Linked DNA regions of Homo sapiens: region 1 is linked to region 2. Evidence: read pairs that join two places in POLR2A ChIA-PET (ENCODE). Cell type or tissue: PC-9. All regions are shown on one strand. Each heading gives the region's core, and the rest is flanking DNA. Links, peaks and the distances in the headings are about the cores only. Region 1 holds the start of LOC124903185. Region 2 overlaps MYCBP2 (MYC binding protein 2).

Evidence for each region. ChIA-PET counts read pairs that join two places held together with the same protein. Peaks named below come from ENCODE experiments on the same cell type or tissue, not always from the same donor. Only the 100,000 strongest peaks of a DNase experiment are listed, where the experiment ranks them.
Region 1: POLR2A ChIA-PET joins it to region 2 with 16 read pairs; 2 of 35 experiments call an interaction of 5 or more read pairs at or near these places.

What each region holds. Positions count from the first base shown.
Region 1 is chr13:77,416,426-77,419,353 of GRCh38, forward strand. It overlaps LOC124903185, which reads left to right and starts at 1,216. Exons shown (of 3, transcript XM_047430828.1): 1 at 1,216-1,835; 2 at 2,189-2,365. The coding sequence starts at 1,773. In PC-9, for the core only: no CTCF peak of the experiment used is centred there; a DNase peak (open chromatin) is centred at 1,676; H3K27ac peaks cover 414 bases.
Region 2 is chr13:77,261,270-77,264,197 of GRCh38, forward strand. MYCBP2 (MYC binding protein 2) reads right to left here. Exons shown (of 83, transcript NM_015057.5): 9 at 2,660-2,733; 10 at 2,382-2,520; 11 at 784-860; 12 at 1-106. Among named protein-coding and RNA genes, the nearest start is that of MYCBP2, 64 kb to the right of the region's middle. In PC-9, for the core only: no CTCF peak of the experiment used is centred there; no DNase peak of the experiment used is centred there.

The DNA of each region.
Region 1 (2,928 bases), core at 137-2,636, 160 kb after region 2:
TTAAAATTGTATGACTCTATCATATAGAATGCTCCATATAAACTTTTGTGGAAAACAATTTTAAATACAATTCAAAATATATCTGAGGGCTGACCTGGTATGGTAGAGAAGATATGTTCAAAATGTCATTACTTTTTCTCCTTCGGTAGAAGATTGAACAACTTTTCTGATTTTAAAGTTATTACATGCTCACATCAGCATCCCTAAGGAGCTGATATTGACCTATGAACATGCAAAAGCAATAGTCCTGCTGTTTTGCTTCTATAATGCAACAGAAAAACATTTGGCTTATACAATTAAGATAATCTGATTGCATCACAGACCTGTCTTTTTTGAGTTTAAGTGATTTCTGTCTCGTGTTGTATGGAAGAAAATATAATTTTTCCCATCTTTTAGTATCAGAAAATTTGCAGATCTTGTTGCTGAATGGCTTATCTTTAGAAGAAATTTTGAAATTGCAACATGAGTACCAGTTTTCACATGTGATAATTGATATGATTTACTGGTAGCTTTTTTAAGCAGAAGCATGTGTCTGGTGGGAAGTGAAAATTCAATCTGTTTGTGGTTTGCCCTCCTTGATATCAATCACGGATTTTAACTGATTTGCCTAGTTGCTTAGGCATCTTGTAGAGAAATTTTAGAATGAAGAAACTCCAGTGTATTAAATTCAATCTGTTACCTTGCTGATCAAGACACTTGCTTTTGCTGGGCTCAATTTGCTCCATTTCTCTCTCTCTCTCACGCACGCGCACGCACACACACACACAATCAGAATGAAATAACAGCAGAGACATTTTAATCTGCTTTAGAGAAAAATAAAAAGTGTAGTATTGTTTAATCTATTTTAGAGAAACATAAAAATATAGTATTACTAGGACTCTGTCTTTTCTGTTTAAGTAATATGCTACGCCAATATTGTGATGCCTAGCTGGTAGCTTGAGATCTGACCTCACAATGACAATGCTTTATTGCTCCCTTCATGCAGATGCCTGGTAACCAGGAGTCCTAGTTTAGCTCTTCAACACTCTTAGAAAATAATCTTTAGTTTCAGTGTATTTGAAAGCCTATTGATCTGCCACTAGTTAGACCCATAGACTAGCCACACCAGGTTTCTTACCCAAATTTTAACCCTGAAGATCCTACTACTTAATCATTTTCAAAAACTCCATTTAGAAGAACAAAATGAATACATTTTACTATTTAATATTTAAAACCTGGCCTAAAGGAATAATATTAACGTATATGAATATCTAATATTCATAGCTATGTATGCTATAGCTTTACCATTGGGGCAAGCCAGACCATGAAAGAACTGTACCCCACATTATATACATTTGCTTTCTGCTTCACATTTGGGTGTTATGACATCAGCTGCCCTCCCAGACCCACCGTTCTAGGGTACAGCAGAACTCAAAGTGTTTGTCAACTTGGACTTCCGCCTGTCCACTAGCTTGCCTTAAGCAGATTCTGAGGAGCTGCACTCAAGATTGATCCCCTATGTTCTTTTGGTCTCATATTCTCTAGCCTTTCTTGTAACAGGCATACCAGGTCAAATGAGGGACATCTGTCCATTTGCAAACAAGCCAACCTCATCCCTGAGGTCAGTGATGAAGTGCTGAGTAACGAACTGGAAAAGCAAATAAGTAAAGGAGTTAGGAAGGACACTTTCTTATTCGGAGCTCACTAGAGAATGTGATTTTTCCTGAACAACTGCATACTTCCTAGTATGCCTTTTGGTAAACTACCCACGTTTCCCACAATATGTACCTGATATGGAGAGGGAAAAAAGCAAACCATGGCGGTCTAAGCAGCTTAGATTTGATAAAAATAATAAGGTAATTGCATACATTTTGCTTTTGTTTTGTCTCTAAAACCATTGTCTTTCTCATGGGTCAAACTGGGCTAGTGGGCTGAGGATATTTTGTTTTTGAAAGGGTTTTAATAGCATCTCTGACCAAATTTGCTTCACTTAAAATATTCTTTAGTGAAACAAGATTACCTCCTCCCACCTCAATCCCCTACAACCCAGTTTATTAACTATGAGATCTAATGAAATTATTCTCAGCTGGTCCCAGAAAAACAACACACTCTGTTTACCAGCTTTTTTTAATCAACAGGATTAAGACATGTAGCTTCCAATTATGCATACAAAAGGAGAAATGGTGATGTTTTTGCTTTGTCTGAACAGAGTGGTTCCTTCAGTTCATTTTCCAAACCCTTCTGCCAGAACAAGCTGGTTCTTCTGGGAAGACGGAACTGCCTACGGCCATATGCACCCATCTGTTCTTCTCTGCAAAAATGTCTTGGCCTTTTCCACACAGAGCCAGTGGGTGGTGGGGGTGACCACTGCAGGTGGACAGGCCAGGTAAGCCTCGGTCAGGTAAGGGGACATTCGTGGTTAAATGTGCAAGTATAAGAAAACCATTAAAAAAGAAGAGTTTGCTGTAACAAAGTTACTTCTCTGCCCCTGCTGTGGGCCATTAGTTATTTCTCTGCAGAGAAATAACTTTCTTAAAGCAAACTCTGCTTTGTAATGGTTTTCTTATTGGCCCACAGCCCTCTGCTGGCCCTATACTCTGAATCTTCTTATAGAAATGCTCTTCTTGGTCTTTGCTAGACATTGTCAAATAGCTTGTTTATGTGCTGTTTGCATTGCAGCTCTGAGATCACACCTGTATGCAGTTCTATAATTCTTTTGCCAAGGACAACAATTAGCTTCTGGTTTTTTTGTTTGTTTGTTTCCTTGCTTAATTTATATTTCAACAACTCCTGGAAAATACACTTGAATTTGCAACCTCCACAACAGGATCACGCGGGAAGCATATAGGAGCTTGTGGAAGAATGGGTTGAGAGAAGGAAATTGATGTTTCTTTTTTATTTATTTTATTTTAAGGGTAAAATTATTATGAATACTACTGTTTTAAAATA
Region 2 (2,928 bases), core at 213-2,712:
AGTGTACTATCTTTGGAGATTTTGTAATTGGTAGCTCAACCCATTTTCCTGCTGAAGGACCACCTTGTTTGATTCCAAGACTCTGGTATTTGCCAGTGTAATATATCTTATGTATTAAAAAAAAAAAGGAATTATGGTACTTTTTGGAATAGTGCATCAGGTTTCACATGAGGAAAAAAAAGGACATCAATATTTTATTGAAAAATAAAATTCACATAAAAACAAACTCTTTTTTACACTATTCAGCTTCTGGGAGTTGAGCAAGAAATACACATATTTTGCCAAGAAGACACAGTTCATAATAGCTTTTTCATATCTTTTATCCATTAAGTTTCCTGTCTTCTATAGGCACAATTCACAGCACCCTAAAATAATTACAATAGTAACATCAAAGATAACAGATCACCATAACAGATATAATAATAATAAAGAAGTCTGAAATATTTCGAGAATTACCAAAGTGTGACACAGAGACACAAAGTGAGCACAGGCGGTTAGAAAAATGATGCCAACAGACTTGCTCAACTCAGGGTTGTCACAAACCTTCAATTTGTAAAAAGAGCAATTATTTGTGAAGTGTAACAAAACTAAGCACAATAAAATGAGGCATGCCTGTACTGTTCCCTACATGAATAAAATTTTATCTTATAAAAAATAATTTTAAATCAAAATTTAAAAGATGATTCTTCTTAAACATGCAAACTATATAAACTAATCAACAGATTGTATTTTAATCTCTTAAATCAGAGAATGCTCATTTTTAATCCAAAGAGAATAATTTACCTTTCCATTTGCTGTTTTCATTAGCGCAAACTCTCGTCCTGCACCAAGAATTGCTGACTCCTCATCAAATCCTGTACCTGAAATACGAGACTAATAAATACTATTGCATTTCTAATATGAAGAATTCTAAATACAACATGCACTATTTTAAGTGATTGCAATGTCAATTCAAAATCACTAAAAAACAAGGATGACAAAATGTCATGTGCTCAAATTTTTAAAAATATTAACCATAGGTATAGTACTCCAAGGAAAGATAAAGTTATCATAATCTGTTTCTCTTGTTCCAAACCAGTACCAAATTAATTTTTTAAATATACGACAAAAAAATTTAAAAATTCAATGTCAGCAATATTCCTTGAATTAATGTATAAATGCTCAAAGTTTTATTGAGCGTTTATTAGGTACCAGGCATTATACAATTCACAAAATTTATCTCATTTGATTCTCACAACTATACCACTTGGTTTACAAATAAGCATATATAAAGGTTGGAGAGGTTAGTCCAGACACAGAGTCATTCAAGCTTGGAACAATGCCATGCAGATATTTGAATTAAAGTATTTCAGATTCTCTGCCTATGTCTTTTTCTACAGAAAGACATCTTATATAGCTACTCCATCAATTCAAATATATATATATGTAAATATGCATATACACACACAGATCCTTATGCATATTTTCAAATTGTAAAACTATGAGTAATTGTAGCTTTACATATGGTACATTTTATGACTTTGTCCAGCTATACAAACTACTAACTAGTTTATGGGCTTTAAAAATTTTAAATCTGTAATTTCAATTCAAGATTTTTCTAGGGAAGAATTATAAAAATACTACATAATTAGAATATAGAAAGTAAAGCACTAATGCCAAGTTTATGAAATGTAATGAGATAACAGTCAAAAAAGATGGATCTTGCAAAGAACCCTACAAGTTACGGAAGGTCACTATTAAACCTGGAGTGGCATGGCAAGCCAAAACTAAAACTCTCAGGAGAACTCATGATCCTAATTACTTTTACAACATTACAAAAGTAAATAATCTAAGCCCAAGAAATACTCTGTGGTTATCTGTATTTCTCTATCCAAGTGAAAGATTACTGATCCGTGTGTAAGGCCAATTACCATTTTGACAATCTATGAGATCATTCTATAGTTACCTTGAAAATCTATTCAAGTAAAAACTTTAAAAATTTCAACGAGAGAACTATGTATATTGTTGTAATAACATTTACAACGTAAGTTTTCAAATTTTTAAATAGTTGAAAAATGATGCAGCATATAAACTAATGACATTCACCAATATCCATCCATAATTCTCATTAAATTTTATTTTCTTTTGCTCTATTCAAAGCAAAAAAGAGAAATTATTAGTCAATTCCTTAGAATGGTCTTCAAATATCATACTTTGTTTAAAGACTGTGTTTCCCAGTTATTTATTCATATTAATTCAAAATTATCCTTTATATTAATAGTAACAGACACAAAATAGCTGCTACAACATAAGCTGAACTGGTGAAAACACAATGTTCATTTTTAAGAGTATGAAAAATTGAAAATTAAAATATAGGGAAAACACTTAATTTGCTATCTTACTTATAATATGCAAGTCCTTTTCCAGATCGAATAGTGAGATACCACAGGCATGTAAGCATTTTCTAGCCAGTTTAAGTTGCAATTCTTGCTGTAGAACAGGTTCAGTGCTTGTGGCAAATATTCTGACAACAAAGCCATCCTAAGAAAAATAAAACATCCACAGCATTACATTACATAAAGAGGTCGTTCAAGGCTCTACAGTCTATCTAATAAAAGCTAAATAATTTAAGGAAAAGGAATTCCATTTACACTAGCTACTTAAGATTCAGGATACTTACATCTCTTGAAGCAGCTATCTGATTAATATATTCTCCATCAGTGAATAAAATATTTTGACCTTCAGTGTGGCAATCTGTGCAAAAGAAAAAGTATTTATATTACAATACAAGCAAACACCTTGCAAAATGAATTTACTCCTCTGTTGAAGTCAAAATGAGAGTTCTCCACGCAATAAGGATAAACTCAAAAGGAGACTGTGCTTTTTAATAAAGAATTATAAATTAGCAGAAACTAATTCAACTAATCATACTTATTACATTTTTGCTTA